Regions from separate parts of the Homo sapiens genome. Here region 1 is linked to region 2. A link is a loop called in an ENCODE intact Hi-C map of the cell type or tissue named here. Cell type or tissue: OCI-LY7. All regions are shown on one strand. Links, peaks and the distances in the headings refer to the core of each region. The heading gives the core; the rest is flanking DNA.

Evidence for each region. Peaks named below come from ENCODE experiments on the same cell type or tissue, not always from the same donor. Only the 100,000 strongest peaks of a DNase experiment are listed, where the experiment ranks them.
Region 1: a loop joins it to region 2, with 3 times the contacts of the local background. A loop is called at or near these places in 1 of 110 quality-filtered maps.

The regions. Positions count from the first base shown.
Region 1 is chr11:33,399,237-33,409,842 of GRCh38, reverse strand. The region is part of intron 1 of KIAA1549L (KIAA1549 like); the gene reads right to left. Among named protein-coding and RNA genes, the nearest start is that of KIAA1549L, 28 kb to the right of the region's middle. In OCI-LY7, for the core only: no CTCF peak of the experiment used is centred there; DNase peaks (open chromatin) are centred at 3,802 and 4,152; H3K4me3 peaks cover 1,855 bases; H3K27ac peaks cover 2,500 bases.
Region 2 is chr11:33,473,589-33,484,194 of GRCh38, reverse strand. The region is part of intron 1 of KIAA1549L (KIAA1549 like); the gene reads right to left. Among named protein-coding and RNA genes, the nearest start is that of KIAA1549L, 100 kb to the right of the region's middle. RefSeq lists an enhancer at 5,760-6,049. In OCI-LY7, for the core only: no CTCF peak of the experiment used is centred there; DNase peaks (open chromatin) are centred at 6,004 and 6,464; H3K4me3 peaks cover 2,030 bases; H3K27ac peaks cover 2,500 bases.

The sequences.
Region 1 (10,606 bases), core at 3,075-5,574, 72 kb after region 2:
TCTCAAAATGCCCTGAGGACCTAGAGAAAACCATCATGGAAATAAAAGTACAGGCAGGAAAAAAAAAAAAAAAAAAGAGGTGAGAACACATAAGAAAAGCAAGCTGTAGGGTTTTCATTTTAAATTGAGAAAGGGGATGGATGATAATGATCAAATGAAGTCATTCAAAAGGGTGTTTTCCAAAGAAAAAGAATAAATGAGTGAGAAGAGAAAGGAAAAAGTAAGCAGAATGACCTTGATTTAGCAACTGATCTTCACTGATTTCCTGTCACCTTCTTACTTGATTCTGGGGAAAGTCACAATCCACAGTGTGTGACATTAAAGCCTACCCTTAATGAAATTAGTAGATTAGCAAAAATGTCACTGAAGCACAAAGGAGGAGGGAAATATCTTGGAAGAAACGCTACCTCCTTTGTTCTTTATAAAAACCAGCAAGAAAAACAAGAACTCAGAAATATTCAGGATAGCAAATGTCATCTGTTATTGTTTTCTAGAAAAGGTCCTTTAGAGAACAGTAAGTTATGAACCATCACCCTTCTAAGATCTGATGAAGAATTTTGTGAAGCCATCAAATCCAGTACTTTTGTATACTAGGACCTCAAAAACACTGGGGTTTCACAGTGTCAGTGTTGACAGTATTTGGTTTTAGGGACCAAGGCCCAGTTTTGAGACTTTTTCCAAAGACTTTGTAAACGCTTCCAAAAAAAGAAAAAAAACAAATGCACACAGATGCTATGATACCTGTCCCCCCTCCCTCTAGCATCATTCACACCGTTTCTAACCTCTGACTATTGTGTTGTTCTGAAGGAGGAATATTTCCCCACACAAGCAGTTGCTGACTTTTTTTCAAGTGCAGTTTAAGGATACCTAATTTTTTTTTTTTTTTTTTTTTTGAGATGGAGTCGCGCTCTGTCACCCAGGCCGGAGTGCAGTGGCAAAATCTTGGCTCACTGCAGCCTTTGCCTCCTGGATTCAAGTGATTCACCTGCCTCGCCCTCCCGAGTAGCTGGGATTACAGGCATGCGCCACTATGTCCGGCTAATTTTTTTTTTTTTTTTTTTGTATTTTTAGTAGTGATGGGGTTTCACCATGTTGGCCAGGCTGGTCTCAGACTCCGGGCCTCATGTGATCCGTAGAACACTTAATCTTAAAGATGATGTCAGAAATGAGACAACCAACTCCCTAACCAAGGAAAGTCTATATCACTTTGGACATGTGGGACTGGGACAGAGAGGTGCCAAAAAAACTTGCTCACATGAGGCATCTGTGTGTAGGAAGCTTTCCTAAAGGTTTGGGAAGATCTAAAATTTCTGTATACATATATACATGTGTATATATATATATATATATATACACATATACAGAGTATGTATATATATATCTCTAACTTATGGAGAGCGCCATATAAAATATTAGACTTGGAAGATATTAGATATTAGATATCACTGAATCCAATTTTGCTGATGGGGAAACACCACATGATAGGCCCAAAACCAAGATCACGCAGATGCTATGTGACGAAGTCCCCTGCCCAGCAACACTCCCAACTCAGAATTTAGTTCTCTATTCCCGACTGATGCCCAGAGCACCAGTTAGCTACCTGCCTAGCTCCAGAATGTATTAGCTCAGTTTTACATGTTTTAGAAAAGAAGGTACTACAAAAGACATTTTCCAATCTTTCTGTTTTGTACACAATATTTGTTCCTTATTTCAGAAGAGTAGAATTGATTGAGGTTTTTTCCTCCAGAAAGCGGATAATTAAACAACAAGGTAAAATTTTTATTATCTTAACACCCCTTGAGAAGGAAACTGTCTTGTTTACAAGGTGGGAAAAAAAAACAACTTGATGAGCTTCTTGGGCTTGGAAGGTGAGACCCTGCAGGAACGGGTCATTCCCAGTAGGAAGTTGACTAAAGAAAGCTCAAGAACTCTGAGTGAGAACTCATGAGGAATGTGGGGGTTGAGGATGAAAGGGAAGAGAGAAAATGGATAGACGGGCGCAGAAGGCTGGGGGATTTAAAGTTTTTAGAATTGGCCAGGAACTTTTCAGAACAAGGAGGCAGGGTTTCCCTTGTAAAGCCATCTGCTTCACTGCAAGGCAAACCCTTAGGATTCCCCAACCCTCATTAGAGTCTTCTCTGTACTTGTGAATGGTGAGTTCAGGTGGGTGGTTTGAAGGAATTAAAAGGATTAGGGCAGGGCACGGTGGCTCAGGCCTATAATCCCAGCAATTTGGGAGGCCAAAGCGGGCAGATCACTTGAGGTCACAAGTTTGAAACCAGCCTGGCCAACACGGTGAAACCCCGTCTCTACTGAAAATACAAAAATTAGCAAGGCACGGTGGCGCGTGCCTGTAATCCCAGCTACTCGCAGGCTTGCAGACTGAGGCAGGAGAATCACTTGAACCCGGGAGGCAGAGGTTGCAGTGAGCCAAGATCATGCCACCGCACTCCAGCCTAAGCGACAGAGTGAGACTGTCTCAAAAAAGAAAAAGAAAAAGGACTGCCGAGGCGGGCGGATCACGAGGTCAGGAGATAGAGACCATCCTGGCTAACACGGTGAAACGCCGTCTCTACTAAAAATACAAAAAATTAGCCGGGCGTGGTGGCAGGCGCCTGTAGTCCCAGCTACTCGGGAGGCTGAGGCAGGAGAATGGCGTGAACCCGGGAGGCGGAGTTTGTAGTGAGCCGAGATCACGCCACTGCACTCCAGCCTGGACGACAGAGCGAGACTCCGTCTCAAAAAAAAAAAAAAAAAAAAATGAAAAAAGAAAAAGGACTGAACTCCACATCTACCTAGATAGACCTATGAAGAACAGGAACAAAGAGTCCCTACCTTGAGCTAGTTCAGTGAAGCAAGAGCTCAAAGACAGAAACTAGAACATAAGTGCCTGAGGAATTTACAGGAATCGTGAACATTACACCTCCAGCAGCAGGCAACAGGAGGGCTGGAGCCAATCTAAGTAGGTCTTAAGGGGCCAAAAGACCTCATCCGACACCTGGGTGTGCGAAAGCAAAGGTTAACAAAACTGTTACCCCAAAAATGAAGAATACGAAGCAGCAGCAAAGTATAACTGCATCCTGGTAGGTGCCTGATCCTTTACAATTAGATTCGTGAAGAAAGATGCAGTGAGCGCTGATCCCTTTGAGGCAGCGGAGGGCTAGGGGGCCTTAAGAAAGAAGAGTGCAGGGCAGAGTGGAGAGCAAATGTCAGACCTGCCCTGAATTTCAGGGGCTGCCAACTCTGGGGAGCTTTGCTCCGCTGCGCGGATTACAACACAACATAAGCAAAGGGGGTAGTTTGAGTTCCAGCTTCCCCATCTACATCCACCTGTCCCTAAGAGAGGAGATGATAGGATTCGGACCAAAGATGATTTGAAAACAGAGGCACCCAATGGAAAGCCCGGGGTCAAGGCAGCGGCCCCTCCCCTGCACATGCACACTGGTGTTGCCATATGGCCCGTGCACGTGTGAAGCATAAGTCGCAGCCGGCAGGAACCCCCTCCCCACCCAGCCATCCTGCAAGCCAGCCAAGCAAATGAAAGCCACACTCGGTTCCTAACAGGAATGCAAACAGCGGGTGTGTTGGGGCCGTGGGATTCTGGATTAATTTTTTTCCCTCTTCTCTGTAGGCCAGTTTTGGGGGGAGCAACATGCCTTTGTTATATTCACAACAACAAAAATCTATAATCAAATTGTAATTGTGTTACTAGAGTAAAAAAGGGAGGCTCATCACAGTGGCCATTTTTCATTCTTTGACTGTTGTAGTAATGAGTTAGCTTTGCTCCAACTGCCAGAATCATTCAAGGAAGTGATACATACACATGGGTAATAATGAATGGCCTTACTTGGAGAACCCATTAACCTTCCTATAGTAGACCAGGTCCACAAGCCCATTAACATAGAGCCTTCCTCTTCTAAAAATGGGGATAACAAGACCTGGAACATGGATAAAACACTATTCCTAGTAGAGCTTTTGCTTTTTTTTTTTTTTTTTTTTTTTTGAGACAGACTGGCTCTGTTGCCCAGGCTGGAGTGCAGTGGCGCAGTCTCAGCTCACTGCAACCTCCACCTCCTGGGTTCAAGCGATTCTCCTGCATCAGCCTATTGAGTAGCTGGGACTACAGGTGCCCGCCACCACGCCTGGCTAATTTTTGTATTTTTAGTAGAGACGGGGTTTCACCATGTTGGCCAGGATGTTCTCTATCTGTCAACCTTGTGATCCACCCACCTCGGCCTCCCAAAGTGCTGGGATTACAGGCATTAGCCACTGCGCCCAGACAGCTTTTGATTCTTTAGAAGCAGTGTATTATGTTAAAAAAAAAAAAAAAAAGTGTAGGGAAATAACATAAAAGACATTACTAGAGGATATTGAATCTGGAATTTTTTTGTTAGTCTATTACAGCAGCTGTTTTTAATTCTGTTACTCAAAACCACTGCTTAATAATTTTGTAGCTCAAAATAATCTTGGTCATTCTGTAATGTCTTTTTTGTTATCTCGCTACACAACCCCTCCCACAAACCTAATTTGGTTTTCTGTTATATTCTTTGGCAGCAATGCATTTATGGTATTTATTCTGTTTACACCAATGCTTTAGTGATTCTCTATTTTTATTTCTCACTCCCCTTTTCTGGATTGGAACATCCTGAGGGCAAGAATATTTATTCTGTTCACTACTATTTTCTTCATTCCTATTACCAAGACAGGTGTTGAATAATGGTTTCATATAAGCCAAAACAAAAACAATATAACAAAATGAAAATAAAACATTTTCTGGGTTATTTTATCTGACTTTTTTTCTTATCTTTTGAAATAACTTTTTTTTTTTTTTTTTTGAGACAGAGTCTCACTCTGTCGCCCAGGCTGGAGTGCAGTGGTGCGATCTTGGCTCACTGCAACCTCCACCTCCCAGGTTCAAGCAAGTTTCCTGCCTCAGCCTCCCGAGTAGCTGGGATTACAGGCATGCCACCATGCCCAGCTAATTTTTTGTATTTTTATTAGAGACCGGTTTCACCATGTTGGCCAGGCTGGTCTCAAACTCCTGACCTCAGGTGATCCGCCTGCCTCAGCCTCCCAAAGTGCTGGGAATACAGGCGTGAGCCACTGTGCCCAGCTTTAAATAACTTTTATTTTGTTTTTCATTATTGTTGTGATTATAAACACCTTATATAGTTTTTGTTTGTTTTACCTGAATCTTGCTATGGTATTGTCTATTCACGACCTTCATCTCTTTTTCTTTTTATTTTTTTCCATGAATTGTCTGTACTTATCTGACTTTAAATGAAAGGTTTTTGTTTTGTTTTGTTTGTTTGTTTTGAGATGGAGTCTCGCTCTGTCGCCCAGGCTGGAGTGCAATTGTGTGATCTTGGCTCACTGCAACAACCTCCCCCTCCTGGGTTCAAGCGATTCTCCTGCCTCAGTCTCCCACGTGGCTGGGATTACGGGCGCCTGCCACCACGCCTGGCTAATTTTGTATCTTTAGTAGAGATGAGGTTTCACCATGTTGCCCGGGCTGGTCTCAAACTCCTAACCTCAAGTGATCCACCCACCTCGGCCTCCCAAAGTGCTGGGATTAAAGACATGAGCCACTGTGCCTGGCCTAAATGAAGATTTTATTGAAACTCTTTCACCAAGTAAATCCTTTTTATGTGCCTCACATAGCTTTTCACCTTCTCATGGGTACAGGAGATTTAAAGGATCCATTCCACCCTCCCTGAGATTCTGCAAATATTAACTTCATTTAGCAACAAACAGTATAGGCCATGTCAGACGTCTGACACAGAGGCCCACATTTCAAATAATTATCACTAATTTCTATGGGTGCATGAACCTGGTGACCTCAAATCCCATTGAAAATAAAATACCTAAATCAGTGGTTATGAAATCTGTTTTCATCATGGCCCCCTTGGAAAGCCGAATGCTTAGAAACTTCCTGTCTCCTGGAAAAACAAAGGTATGGTATACACTAGATTTAAACATATAATTTCAAGGATTTATAGCTCTCTCCTCAAGAACAGTGTTTTTTCAAAGTATGAACTGTGACCTACTAATGGGTGATGAAATCAATTTAGTGGGTCATGAGCAACTTGGAAGAAAAAGAAAGAAAGGGAGGAAGAGAAGGAGGAGAAGCAAAGGGAAAAGCAGAGGAAAAAAGTATGGAAGAGAGGTCATGTATTATTTCCTCACCCTTTTTATCAGTTGTAGGTGTGGGTGTTATGTCTGTGTGTGTGTCTGTGTGTGTCCCTTTGCGTGTCGGTGTGTGTCCATGTCTGCATGTCTGTCCATGCGTGTCTGTGTGTCTGTGCGTGTGTGTGTCTGCGTGTCTGTCCATGTGTGTCTGTGTGTCTATGTGTGTCTGATGTGTGTCTGTTTCTGCGTCTGTGTCCCTGTGTGTGTCTGCATGTATGTCTCTGTGTGCGTGTCTGTGTGTCTGTGTGTCCATGTCCATGTGTGTCCCTGTATGTGTCTGTCTGCATGTGTCTGTGTGTGTCTGTCTGCGTGTCTGCATGTGTGTGTCCGTGTGTGTCTGTGTCCGTGTATGCGTGTGTGTGTGTGTGTGTCTGTGTCTGTGTGTGTCTGTGTCTGTGTGTGTGTCTGCATATGTGTGTTTGTGTCTGTGTCTGCATGTGTGGGTGCGTGTGTCTGTGTATGTCTGTGTGTGTGTATGCACACGCATGCTGGGTCAAAATGTAAAATGTAGTTCTTATTGTACATTATCAAAATAATTTAGAAGAGACTACCCTAGGGGTTCATGGACCCCAAGCCAAATGACTAAGGATGAAACCATAATCTTACTCTGTTGTCAAGATCCTCAGAAAAGAGTATTGCCTCTCGTGTGAGCTTTAACCAGGGGGGAGTATGTGACAAGACATAGGCGTGAAACAAAAAGCCAAATTAGAGGTACTCCAAGAAAGTAAGCTCTGTGGGTGCAGGGTACAAGGACTAGAGCAGGGCCCTAGCAGCAAGAGGAAGTCCAACTTCATGCCACAAGCCAAAGGTCACCAAGTCAACTGGTTCGGAAGCTAGGGGGGGTGGCAGGAGTGAGCCAAGCACACCTGGGAGGATGCACCCCACATAAGGGGCAAAGCTGTCCCTCTGCTCCAGCTGCTCCCACGGGGGAATTCAGGAGCCAGGGGCCAGGGCTTCTGGTTTTCAAAGATAAGCCAGAAACCTGGATCCTTATATGGAATCCTCTGATTTTTAATATAGGCAAGCAAAGCCAAAGGGAATTGTTTTTAAATATGATGCAGGCTAACACTGTAAGGAAAGAATACAGATCTGTGAGATGGACACAGATTTCAAGCCTTAGGCTGAAGAGGGATATATGATTTGCTTTATGATTAGAAAGAGCCCTGGAGGACAGACTTAGGCGAAAGTACAGAGGGAGAAGGACCACAAGGCGACCAGAAATAGGAGGCTACAGAAATCATCCAGATGAGAGACCACAGGGGCCTGAGTAGAGGCTGTAAGAGGAGGGAGCAGGTGCAGGAAACATTAAGGAGACAGAACTGACAGGACCAATCAGATATGCAGGGTGAAGGAGGAGGAGGAGTCTAGGATGACTCTGTGGTTTCTGGCTTAAGCGGCCAAGCAGACAGAAGCTCCATTCACCAAGACTAGGAATACAGCAGGATGGCCAGGTCAGGGGATCAGGCTGGGAGACAGCTGAGTGTGAGGTGACTAGAGACCACCTAGCTGAAGTGTCCATAAGAGGGAACAGGGCTGGAGTGCAGAAGAGTCTATGCTGGAGTTGTAACATTGTGAGTCACTGACCCCTCGATGCTGTAAGCTAGAAGACGAGAAGGCTAGAACATATCTTGGCCCCTGGCTCCTAAATTCCCCCACGGGAACAACTGGCTGGAGCAGAGGGACAGCTGTGCCCCTTATGTGGGGTGCACCCTCCCATGTGTGCTTGGCTCACTCATGCCACCCACCTGGCTTCCGCATCTTTGAGTTGGTGACCTTTGGCTTGTGGCATGAAGTTGGACCTCCTCTTGCTGCTAGGGCCCTGCTCTAGTCCCAGAACTTTCTAGAGCGCCATGGCTCATGCCTATAATCCCAGCACCTTGGGAGGCTGAGGCAGGCAGAGGCAAGACCCCCATCTCTACAAAAAATTAGCTGGGCATTGTGGCATGTGCCTGTAGTCCCAGCTACTGAGGAGACTGAGGTGGGAGGATCGGTTGAACCCAGTAGGTCAAGACTGCAGTGAGCCATAATCATGCCACTGCACTCCAGCCTTGGTGACAGAGTAAGACCTGTCTAAAAAAAAAAAGCTAGGACAGAACCTGACAGCACACCCACATTTAAGGAGTGAACAGGTGAAAAAGGTACCACAAAAGCCATCTAAGGTGGACTGGGTGTCTGGAGGGAGGTTAAAAGGCTCAAGGAGACTCATTCAGAAGAGCCGTGTATGGAAATTGGAAATGATACTGATGGGGAACCTATGAATAGATATAATATATAAAATATATAATAGATATAAAATATGATAAAATGTTCTGACCAACACCTTCAAATATATGTATATTTTATATCTATTATATATTTTATATATAAATATATTTTATATATTGTATAAATATAATGTATTTATATATACTATATTAATATATAATACATATCATATGAGATATATTTTACATATATATATATATAATATGAGCCACAGCCACGCTTACTCACACCTTCACCCTTTGTGGCCAGATCATACTACAGAGACAACGGATGTGAAAAGCCTCTGTAATGCCCACAGCAATACATGCCCATCAGACACAATTGCTTCATCTCATCCTTAGACCTGGGACGCAGCTCATGGGGCAGAGGAAAGGCAGATACAGTCATGGAGAGCATTCAGCTTAGCAGTGGACAGGAGCACAGGCCTTGGGTTCAGAAGGACAGATCCAACATTATGCTATGTGGTCCTGGGCAAGTTATATCACCTCTCTAAGCCTCGGCTTCCCCATTTGCAAAATGTGAATAATGACAGTTCTTACCTCATAAGAGGTCTGTGAAGATTAAATGCCATATAAGCATCTCAGGCACCCTGCACAGTGTCTGGATCATGGGAAATGCTGGCAGAATAAGTGGAAACTATTACTATTACTATAATTTGGATGAAACAGAGTTTTTCAGCAAAGACATTCTACAGTTTTAGGTAATTCAAGTAAGAACAGTTTTAAGATAATTTTAATCCACAATTTCTACTATGTGCTGTGGGTAAGAATATATTTCAGAAGCAAAATGCCAACTTTGCTTTAAAAGATTCTGTTGCTGGTACATGATTCTCTAAGACCTGCTCTGGTAAAAATCAATGACTCAGAAGTTCCCACAAGACCCCTAGCATTATCCTAGACCATGAGGTCCCAAGTCACAGACACTCAGTAGAAGTTGTTATTTCAGACAAGTTCTTACCATTAGGGACACCAGCAGTCCATTCCCATTGTAACCCAGGGTAAAGTGGATGCTAAATTTGATAGCCCAGTTCATTTAGTTTCTGTACCACTTATTTTGTGCCTGGATACTTAAGCTTTCATATTCAATTAGCTATTTTCATGCAACCCTGTCCTTACTTATATACCTTCAAAGCACTACTGGTATCACTTTGGAAACCTTACCTAGCATTGGTCTTACTTAACACATCATGCATGTTTTGTAAATATGTGATGGGTTGATTTCTACACATTTGTAGGTACCAATGACTCTTAAAGATGTGCTGTACGTGAAAGGTCAGAAGCTAACAAGACTGTTCTAGAAATTATTTTTCTATTAATTAATAATAAACATTGAACATATTATTAAACATCTCTCTTAAAGATGGCTTGAGATAAGCAACTTACTGGTGAGGAATTAAAAGTCGATTTCCTAGCAGTATGAGCGGAGTCAGCTCCTTTCTAGCAAGGGCTGGCTTCACAACACCGTTAGCTAAAAAGCTGAGTCCACAAAGTGGAGGTGCCACAGCAAAGAGAAGCGGAGTGCTACAAGAATCTGACCCAAACATGGCCATCTCCTCCTATCTTCTTCATCTTCGTCCTTCTGAATTCACAAAACTGAGTGAGTACAATCTGGAACCATTTCCAAGGTTTGGGAAGGGATTTAAAAAAAATTAAAAAAGCCCAAGGTAGGCACAGGTGACTCAGAAGAGATCATCAGTCAGCGTGCAAAGCCAAAATAAACCCTGGAGGGTGAGGGGGAACAGATGGCCAGTTGACAGCGGGCAGAGCTGGGGGATTCAGAACCATGGCCCTTTGGATGACATTCCACCATGGGAGATGCCTCTGTGTAGGAGGTGATGTCCATTTCACCAGATGGCCAGCTCATCTCCTGGAGTCTCAGCCACCAGGAAAGCTTGGGGACTTAGAAGAATTTTATCTTATCTGAAAGAGAAAACTAACAGAGGATAAAAACTGCATATACCACCACTCGTGGGATTAATGAGAACAGAATCCTAAAGAGGACATTTGATTTATCTTCTAGCAGTTCTTCTTTGGTTGCCTGGCAATAAACCAGCAAAATTTAGAATAGAGGAGAAAAGCGTTCCCCTTCTTTCCACCCCAAAACACAAAAATCTCATGACATTATAAACACTAACTGGGCCGGGCGTGGTGAC
Region 2 (10,606 bases), core at 5,012-7,511:
AACTTGAAATTCAAGAACAGATCCACCAGCTGTCCCCGAAGTTTAAAGACGAAATAACAAATAATAGAAATAATAGAAAATAATTATAGAAATAAGAGAATGCCATTCTGGTTTTTGCTCTTTGAAAAAGAAAAGGGTCTGGGAAGAACCTGCCCCAAATAAAGCCATATGCATCCCTCACAGCATGGATAGTATCTGACCAAGAAGACTATTTCCAAGATCAAATGGCCAAGCTAATTCCTCAGTGGGAAAGACAACTCTCAGAAATAGAGGATGTATTAGTTTATTTTCACGTTGCTGATAAAGACATATCAAGATTGGGTAATTTATAAAGAAAAAGAGGTTTAATGGACTCACAGTTCCATGTGGCTGGAGCAGCCTCACAATCATGGTGGGAGGTAAAAGGCACATCTTACATGGTCACAGATGGGAACCAAGCGAAAGGGGTTTCCCCTTATAAAACCATCAGAGCTCATAAGACTTATTCACTACCACGAGAACAGTATGGGTGAAACCATCCCCCATGATTCAGTTATCTCCCATGGGTCCCTCCCATAGCACATGAGAACTATGGGAGCCACAATTCAAGATGAGATTTGGGTAGGGACACAGCCAAACCATATCAGAGGAGGCCTAAGAGCAGCAAACATATGCCTGCCTTGCCTCGTGCCTGCCATGCCCAGTGGTATGCCAAGTGGGTCAGATTTCACCTTCATGATGTCTCTTTCACCATCTATTAATATATGTGTAATGCCCACCATGCCAGATTAGCTAAGGTCTCTAGGTGAATGTACCCAACCCACCCACATCACTTCCCAACATCATTCTGCTCAAGGTTCGCCTTCCCAAAGGGCGCCCAGAACGTAGATTTCTCCCCCTCAACAATTTCCAACCCTGTCTACCCCTCAAACAAGATATTTGTTACTACTGGACTGACAGGAGAATTTCTCCAAATCATTTATTACATAAAGGATCTCATTTATTCTAGAACGATGGCACTATTAACTAGGTTAGTCTCTGAGGTAAAGGCTTTAACTCCCAAAGCTGACAAAGACACCAGAAGGAAAGGATAGAGGAAGGAGAGGAGGGAAAGAGAGGAGGAGGAGGAGACAGGAGGGAAAAGGAGGAGAGAAAATGATGCATGAAAGGAGGATGCAGGGAGAAAGGAACAATGGGAGGAGATAGGGAACAGCGAGCTGGATAGTGGCTTATGTCTCTTATGAAAATACCAGGAAACACTGAAAATTTTAAATCATGAATAATCAGAGCTTGTCTTAGTCATATAAATCTAGTATAACTTTTTAAAAACTACTTTATAATGTATAGCAACAGGTGCTGTGGCTCACACCTGCAATCCTAGCACTTTAGGAGGTGAGGCGGGTGGATAACTTGAAGTCAGGAGTTCAAAACCAGCCTGGCCAACATGATGAAACCCCATCTCTACTAAAAACACACAAATTAGCCAGGTATGGTGGCACGTGCCTATAATCCCAGCTACCCAGGAGGCTGAGGCAGGAGAATCACTGGAACCTGGAAAGTGGAGGCAGCAGTGAGGGCCAAGATCATGCCACCGCACTCCAGCCTGGGCGACAGAGTGACTCAGTCTCAAAAAAAAAAAAAAAAAAGTATAGCATATGCAAAGATAGCTCTTAGATACACGTAATTGTTAAATATGTGCCAAAAGGAACCGAGTAAAATTCAGCATTAATTTTTAATTAATTTTCCCAAAAAAGGTGCAGATTTTCTGTCTTAACCTGGGGGAAAGGTTAAACATACTTATCAGTTTTATAGTCACTGGGGGGAAAAAACAACAATGTCCCATTGTCACCACCTCTATTTAACCTAGCTCTAGAAATTCCAGCAGATAACTATTCAAGAAAAAAAAAGTATAAAAATTGTGAAGAAAAAAATAGAAGTGTCAGTATTTCAAGATGACGTGGTTATAGTCCTAGAAAATTCAAGAAAATTAACCAGAGAATGACTTGCTCAAAATTGAGGGTATAAAATAATCCTCAAAAATCAATAACCTTTGCTTACACTAGTGCCAGACAGCACAAAGAAAAAAAATCCAGGAAAAAAATGCTATTTGAAATAGTAATACAAAACATTAAATATCTGCATATTCATTTCACTTAAGACACACATGACTTAGGGAAAGTTATAAAACTCTGTTAAGAGAAATAAGGAAAACCTGAATAGTGTGATGCTTTCTGCTCCAAGGGCAAATTTCTAACTTGCTCTGAGAGAAAGAGGAGGCAGAAGGAGAACTGAGAATTACAGGGAACATGGGATGAGCCCATGGGCTTAAAAGGTGCAGTTAAGAGCATAATCCTCGTTCAGGTGGTAGAGATGCAAACATGTCCAATGTAGACTTATAAATTAATCCAATATCATTAAGGTCTATTGGAACACTTTCTAGAGTGAGACAAGCACACAGTGAAATTTACTCAGAGGAATAAGGAATAACAGAGACTTCTTTTTTAAAAAGTGAGGGTGGGTCTGTCCTACTGGACTGCAAATTATAAAGCTGCAGTTATTGAACGTACGTGGAGCTGTATTAAAAGCAAGCATCCCTGGGCTGGTATATATTCCAGAAACAAAATTCAAGCTATTAAAGGAACGTAATAAATGACATATCAGGAGTAACACAAAAGTGGAAAAGAGAACTACTGTTAAATGCCAACTTAAATAAAAAATGATTTATTGCACTTTAGGTCCTGGTGACACAAAATAACTTTTAAACCAGGCAACAATTTATGCATTAAAACTATCTAATTTGTATTAAAAGTGAAAAATTTCCAGTTTACCTATAGAACAAACTTCTACATGTACCACTAGCCTAAAATAAAAGTTTAACAAAAGTGAAAATGAGATAGCATTCTTACTACTGAAGAGATAAAAAAGAGCAATGCCTTGAGAAATAAATAAATAGTAATATCAAAATACGACAAACATAATTGATGAAAGTTTTACTACTCAAAGTAGCACATGTAAAGAACTGATATAAATATATACAAAAAGCCCAGATGCTATTCATTAAGTGGGCCACAGAAGAATGGTCCACTTAGCCCAAAGGAAGTCTAAACGAGAAAAAAATACAGAAATGCACTATTCCTAGCCATTAAAGAAAAACAAGCCAAAGCAACTTTAAACTACCACTGAACACATTAAACTAAAATAAGTACAAATAGTAAAATTCAATGTTGACACAGTTCTATGGGAAAAAAATGTGAGTTGCTAATGGTAGATTTAGCGGAGGGTGGAGATGGCATCATGTCCCTTAAGCAGCAGCTAAATCTGACTCCTACATCCACGTGATGTCCTAGGAGGGAGCTGGGCTTCTGATGGGGGTGACACATGGCTGCTAGGAAACTAAGCCATAAGGCCCCCAGCCTTGGCAAACAGTGGCAGTCTCACTGCAGAGTTTGGCACAAAGACTGCAAAGAGTCTGGCACAAACGGAGAATAGGAAAACCACTAACTTTCAAATGGCCCACCAGGACTTGGGTGATGAGCTTCTTGCAGTGTCTATGTGGACTGAAGACCAGAGATCCTTCCCCAAAATTTCTGGTAACCCCTTGTAGCTTTGTTACAACCTTAGGGATACAAATCACCATCCCAAACACACAGTTACCATATAACCCATGAATTACACTTCTAAAAGTATACACCAAAGAGAAATGAAAACATCCATCCACACAAAAACTTGTACACGAGTGTTCACAGCGGCATTATTCCTAGCAGCCAAAAGAATCCATTCACTCATGAACGAGCAAATAAAGTAAAGCCCATCTATACAATTGAGTATTATCCAGCCATAAAAAGGAATGAAGTTCTGATACATGCTACAGCACGGCTGAGCCCTGCAAACCTTATACTAAGTGAAAGAAGCCAATCAAATAGGCAAATCCACAGAGATAGAAAGGAGATTGGCGGTTGCCTGGGGCTGAGAGAGTTGGAGGAAAAAGGAGAGTACAGGGTTTCTTTTGGGGAAGAGGAAAATGTTCTAAAATTGATTGTGGAAATGAACTTGTAATTTGAATATACTAAGTCACTGAATTACACACTTTAAACGGGTGAGCTGTATTGTATTTGGGTTATATCTCAACAAAGCTATTTTAAGCACGCGTGCACACACACACACACACACAATCATTAATATGAACCTCCCTCCAACTCTGATACATGGAGGCTTGAAGCCAAATTTAACTTGATTTAGGAAAACAAGCTAATAGGCTGTCTCTTACAGCTCAGTCTTTCAAAACAAGTTTCTGCGTGTTAAACATACCACAGTTTTTAAATGGAGACCCTAAGGAAAGCTCTGAGCCTCTCTTCTGCTACCTTGCTTGGTCCTGAGAGTCCTGCCTTTTCTTCTTTCTTTTCTTCCCTTTTAAAATCTGTTTCTCAATCAAAAATGTGCCCGGCATTGGCTCCTGTTTTCCCTCCCAACAATTCTGCTAAAAACGCACCCCTCAATTCAATTTCCAGACCTAGGGTGACGCTCTTAACAACAGAAAAGGTTTGAGAATCACAAGCTCTGTCTCTTTAATTCCAATATAACAGAAAGCCTTCTCTTATTCTCCGATGCCACTTTCATTTCAGATTTTCTAATTCAACTTTTAAATTTCCCACTGATTTTCCATTCTTGGCACTTCTTCCCCTTTCTCTTTGGCACAGCCACTTCAAGGGCCAGCTTGTCATCTGTGCAGCCCAGACCTCCTGCCCACTGTTGCCTTATATTTTGGTTGGCTATTCATTTTACCCTTTGCCAACCTCTTCTAACTTGGATGTCCCCCAGTTCCCTCCCTCGACAAACCATTTGTAAATTTCACATTCTGGCTTTTCTTCCTAACGCTGGCCAATCACAGATGAAGGAAGGCCAGGTGGCAGCTCCCAGGTGGCATGAGTGTCACTTGAATGCCCTCTGGCCTTGCCTCAGCCTCTCCTTGTTGCTACAAGTGCAGCTGAAGGCACCTAGCCCAGGAACCCCCAGCTCAGTCCAGCAAATCCATAGAAAGCTTCCACTTCCATGATCTCAGCTTTACCTCTTGTCTACCCTAACAAAGGCAAAGAGGATAAAAACATAATGAGCACTGGTGAAAAAATATCTGAAGATATGCAGATCTGTATATATCCCATATATGTCTTCATCTCCTTTGGATTCAAATTCTGGCTCTACCATTTACTAACTGAGTAACCTTAGGGGCAACATGCCCAAGTCTGAGCTTCCTCATTTGTGAAAATGAGGATAATAATAGCACCTGTGGCTGGGCATGGTGGCTGACACCTGTAATCCCAGCACTTTGGGAGGCCAAGGCAGGTGGATCACGAGGTCAAGAGATCGAGACCATCCTGGCCAACATGGTGAAAGGCAGAGGTTGCAGTGAGCCGAGATCGTGCCACTGCGCTCCAGCCTGGCCACAGAGCAAGACTCCGTCTAAAATCATAATAATAATAATTTAAAAAAATAATAGCACCTCCTCAGAAATATTTTGAGGATTAAATGAGATAGTTCAAGTGAAGGGCTTGAACTGTGACCACTCTATCTGTCCATATAAAGCAAAATCATGGCTTACTGTTTACATGAAGGACAACATAAAAATCAGATGGAAAAAAATGCTATTCCTATCTGTGACCAGCTCTTTAAAAGGACAGAAATGGAGAACTCCTCCCTTGTTGCTATGCAGCCTTCTGCAGGCGGAGCCCATCAGCTCTGAAATCCGCTCCATGTGGTTATAACAGCTCTGCAGAGCTTGAAAAAACCTCTTTCGCTCTGTTCCTCCCCCAACGGGTTCAGGCCAATCTGTGTTTTCCCCAAGACAAAACTGCAATCCCTGCAAGACATAGCTTTGCAGAAACCTTTGCCCGTCTGGGGGGCTTGCAAAGCCAGGCATGCTTGTCAGGCTAGAACAAAACTTGCCTCTGTGAGTTCTGTTAGCATGGCTTCTGCTGGCAGCTGCTGCTGCAGGACTGCAGGTGGTGGTGCAATCGATACCATGTCATCAGTGAGTTCAAGGTCAGGTGAATCTGCATACCACAGAAGACAATGATTTTAATGTCGCTAGGTTGGTTCCCCTGTCCTGCCCTTTTACTGTAGGGGAAGTAAATATCAGAGAAACACTCAAGCCTTTCCCTTTTATGTGACAAGCCAACACCCCCTCTGGCTGGACCATAAGCCTTCTGTCTAAATGTAGCTGGACCTCTTGTCTTACCTGTAGTTCACAGGTCTCCACCTATTTTAGTACAGCAGGTGCTCTGTGCCTCTGGGGCTGTTCCTTGGGTCTATGAACTTGGACAAAACGTAAGTGGTTTCCCACAGTGGTGTGTGTGTGTGTGTGTGTATGCATCTGTGCATTCAGCAGACATTTATTAAGCACCATGGTAGATCAGACACTGTGCTGGGTGACAGAAACATAAAGACAAATTATACAGTCCTTCGAGGAGCTCACAGTTCTAGGAAGTGAGGGTGGGAGCAAGTAACTGACAATCCCAAGAGGGGAGGATGTGCTCAGACAAAGCCATCTAAAGAGATCACCCAATATGAGCACTTTGACCAGCACCCAGTGATTCCCAAAGCAAATGGCACCTTAACAAGGCTGGAAAAGTGAGCAAGAGTTAACCGAAGAGAACCACATGCAAAGGGGGGTAGTGTCGTGTGTGTGTGTGTGTGTGTGTTTGTGTGTGTGTGCGTGCACCTGCGTGGCACTCCACCACAGATTATTCATCACAGTGCCTTTCTAAAAACCCTACATTAAATATCTTACATCTTGAAATTTATTGTGTTCCATCCCATTGGGCAGAAGGTCAGAGAGAACATTTCTGTGAGTCATACCTCACTGGATTTCTACATCTTGTTAAGCGTTCACTTTTTCTGAAGTATCAGAGACAGACTTCTCAGCTCCCCACCCAGTGTTCCAAAAGTGGTGGGGGGCATTCTACCCAGGTAGAAACACCTCCTCCTCCTCGGGCTCAGGCCACACCAAGAAGGCTCCAGGGAGACTCCTCTGGAGAAGCAGGCTGACTTAGCTCTATTCTTAACTGACACAGCTCTGCTACTACTGAATAACAACCTTCTTGCATAGATACTGAAGTGTTACTGCCTTTGGCCTGATCAAGCACTGACCATGAGTTGCCAGAACTTCAGTCTGGGGGTCAGCCCTCTAGGCTCCAGTTTACTGGCTTGATTCATTCATTCACTCAATCACTTATTTGTTGAACTCCCAACTGTGCCTAATACTCTTACAGGTGCCAGAGATACAGAACCAAACAAAACGCACAAAGCCTACATTCTAATGAAAGAGACATACAATAGACATTAGTAAATAAACGAGAGATGTTCAAGTAGGAATAGGTTTTGTGAAAAAGCAAAGATAAGACAGGGTAACGTGTTTCAGTGTGACGTTAGGAGAGTTTATTTGTAATAGGGTGCACATTTTTGTGCCCCTCTAAGGGGACAACTGAGCTGAGACCTGAATGATGAGCAGGAGCTGGGAGGTTGGGGGCAATGCGCTTGGAAGAAGGAACTGCAAGGTTCTGAAAGAATGGTGAGCTTGAGAATTCCAGGGATAGCAGCTGAAGTGTAGGAGCTACGAAGAGAGGTGAGAGAGGCCAGGACAGGTAGGTGCCAGTAGGCTACTGTATGGAGTTCAGACTTTAAGTACAATGGGAATCCTTTGAAGAGTTTTAAGCAAAATGGTGACACTATCTGACCTTTGTTGTTTAAAGACTGCTGTATCAAAACTGCTCTGGATTCTGGGCGTCTAGCATCTACTAGTTCCTCCTCTTCTTGGATAACCTCTTTGAATTTGACCCGTGGCTTATAAGCTTGAGGCTTCTCTAGTTCAACATCTGGCACCAGCCTCTGGGCTGACCACAGAGAGAGATGGAGGTGAGCTTCGCCAATGAGCACACACCCCCATTCATTCATCTCGATGTCTTATTCCCTAATCAGCATGGCCTATGCACTCATTAGCCAAGTCCCTGATTACAGAGTAAACTTGTCTTTCAACAAAACTGCAGATTCTTGTTCCCTTCAAAGCTGCCTTGGCAGTTTGCCAATTTCAGCACAGTAATAGATTTCCTGAGAAGCATTCAAACTTGCCGTCTCTCCCACGGGCTATTGCCCAGACCAGTTGTGTGGAGTTTCCAGGTTTTAAAAGATCATGTGTGTGATCTACAGCCAAGCTTCTCAAGCAGGGATGGGCACATGTGAGGGTTTACTGAAGGATACTAATGTGACCAGGCCCACCCCAGATTTAATGAATCCCAACCTGGGGGGAGTTGGGTGGGGGGCAGGCGGGAGAGAGACTATATTTTTGTTTGTTTTAATTTTTGAGATGGAGTCTCAGTCTCACTCTGTCACCCAGGCTGAAGTACAGTGGCACAATCACAGTTCACTGCAGCCTTGATCTCCTGAGCTCAAGTGATCCTCCTGCCTCAGCCTTCTGAGCAGCTGGGACCATAGATGTGCACCACGTCTAGCTAATTTTTTTTTTTTTTTGAGAGAGCGAGATGAGGGTCTTGCTATATTGCCCAGAATGGTGTCAAACTCCTGGGCTCAAGTGATCCTCCTGCCTCTGCCTCCTAAGGTGCTGGGATTACAGGCATGAGCCGCTGCACCTGGCCTTTTTTTTTTTTAAAGAGACAGGATCTCACTCTGTCACCTGACTGGAGTACACTGGCATGATTATAGCTTACTATAACCTCGAACTCCTGGGCTCAAACGATCCTCCCACCTCAGATTTCCAAAGCCCTGGGATTATAGACGTGAGCCACTATGCCTGGCCAAAAACATATTTTTTGAAAAGTTCATTAGTCAAATCTGATATGCACTTTTGTTTAAGAGCCATTAAACGGAGAAGAAACAGGCTATATTTACAAGCTCACCACTGCAAATTCTTTTCTAGAACAAGGCTAAGTAAAAAATGAATAAATATGCATCCATACACTAGCAGCCACAGTACCAGAAGAGGCAAAACTACCTCCAGCTTCTATGAATCAGGGCTCCATAAGAAAGAAAAGACGAGGTGAGGAATTGGGTGTTAGGGGCATATACAGCTCTGGCCCCCTCTGCTCAGAAAGTCATTGCAGGAGAATGAGAAGCTCCCTCTTTTGCACACTCGCTGCTTTAAATGTTCACAGCTCCGCAGCAGCAACCAGCAAACCCACACACCCAGAGTTCTCAACACCATATTCCCTGAAGATACATATTCTGCAAGGCTTTCAATTCCCTTGGATATTCCCGTGTGAGTTTAAAATATTGCAGCCCTCCTTAATTAACAAAAAAAGTCTATAACACCAAATAATTAGAATTCCTCCACCATTCCTCACGCTGGAGTGTTTATGAAGATGACAGGCCCTCGCCTGGAAAAAGCAGAACCAAAATAAACTGAGCAGCAATTAGGCTGCAGCCATTTCGTTTGGCAGGTGTTTATTGGGTACCTACTGGGTGCCAGTTTCTATGCAGTACTCTTTGCTGATGCCATTTCATTTAATCCTCCAACCCACTTCCCAAAGTGGCTATTATCATTATCTCTCTTTTACAAATGAGGAAGTTAGGAGCCCAAGGGGCAGTTAAAGGGCTTCCCCAAGGCATAGCATTAGTGCCAGGATAGAGAGTTGAACCCAGGCTTGAGTCTAAAGTGGGTGCTCTTTCTCTCAGTCTCTTAGAATCGCATATTGTCAGGCATTGTCACACATGTGATTCTAAGACAGCGAGAGAAAGAGCTCTGTGGAACTTAAAGATGAATTGGCCTTGCATCCCTGCCCTCAAGTTGCTCACAGAAGAGCAACGAGCAAGGGAAAGGTTATATAACTAAAGTGTACGACTGAATGTGATCAATGCTGCATAATGAAAGATATGAGCTCTGGAATCACGGAGGTGGGGCAAAGTAAGTCCAATTCAGGGCAAATTTAAGGCTTCACAAGCCAGATGACATCTGATATAGTTTGGGTGTTTGTCCCCTGTAAATCTCATGTTGAAATGTAATTTTCGATGTTGGAGGTGGGGCCTGGTGGGAGGTGTTTTGGTCATGGCAGAGGATCACTCATGAATGGCTTGGTGCCCTCCATATGGTAATGAGTGAATTCTAGCTCTGAGTGCAGGAGACAGCTGGTTGTTTAAAGAGCCTGCCACCTTCTCCCTCTCTCTCTTGCTCCTACTCTTTCCATGTGAGATGCTGGTGCACTTTCCCTTCCTCCATGATAGAAGGCTTCTTGAGGCCCTCACCAGAAGCAGATGCTGGAGCCATGCTTGTACAGCCCGCAGAACCAAGAGCCAATCAAACCTCTTTTCCTTATAAATTATTCCACCTCAGGTATCCCTTTATAGTAACACAAAAACAGATTTTTTTTAATCTGTTTTTAAAATACAGCATCTTAGGACTTCCCAGAAGGGAGTAGGATTTGACCAGTGGAGAAGATAGGAAAGGTTATTCTAGATAAAGGATATAAAATTAGCCAAGAGGGGAGAATGAGGAAAATGGTCAGGGAATGGGGACTAATCTAATATGACTCGAAGGGAACGTGCATATGAGACCAAATGGTGGAGAGCCTTTGAATGCCATGCTCGGAAGCGGAGAACACAGTCTTTAGGCAAAGGACACTAT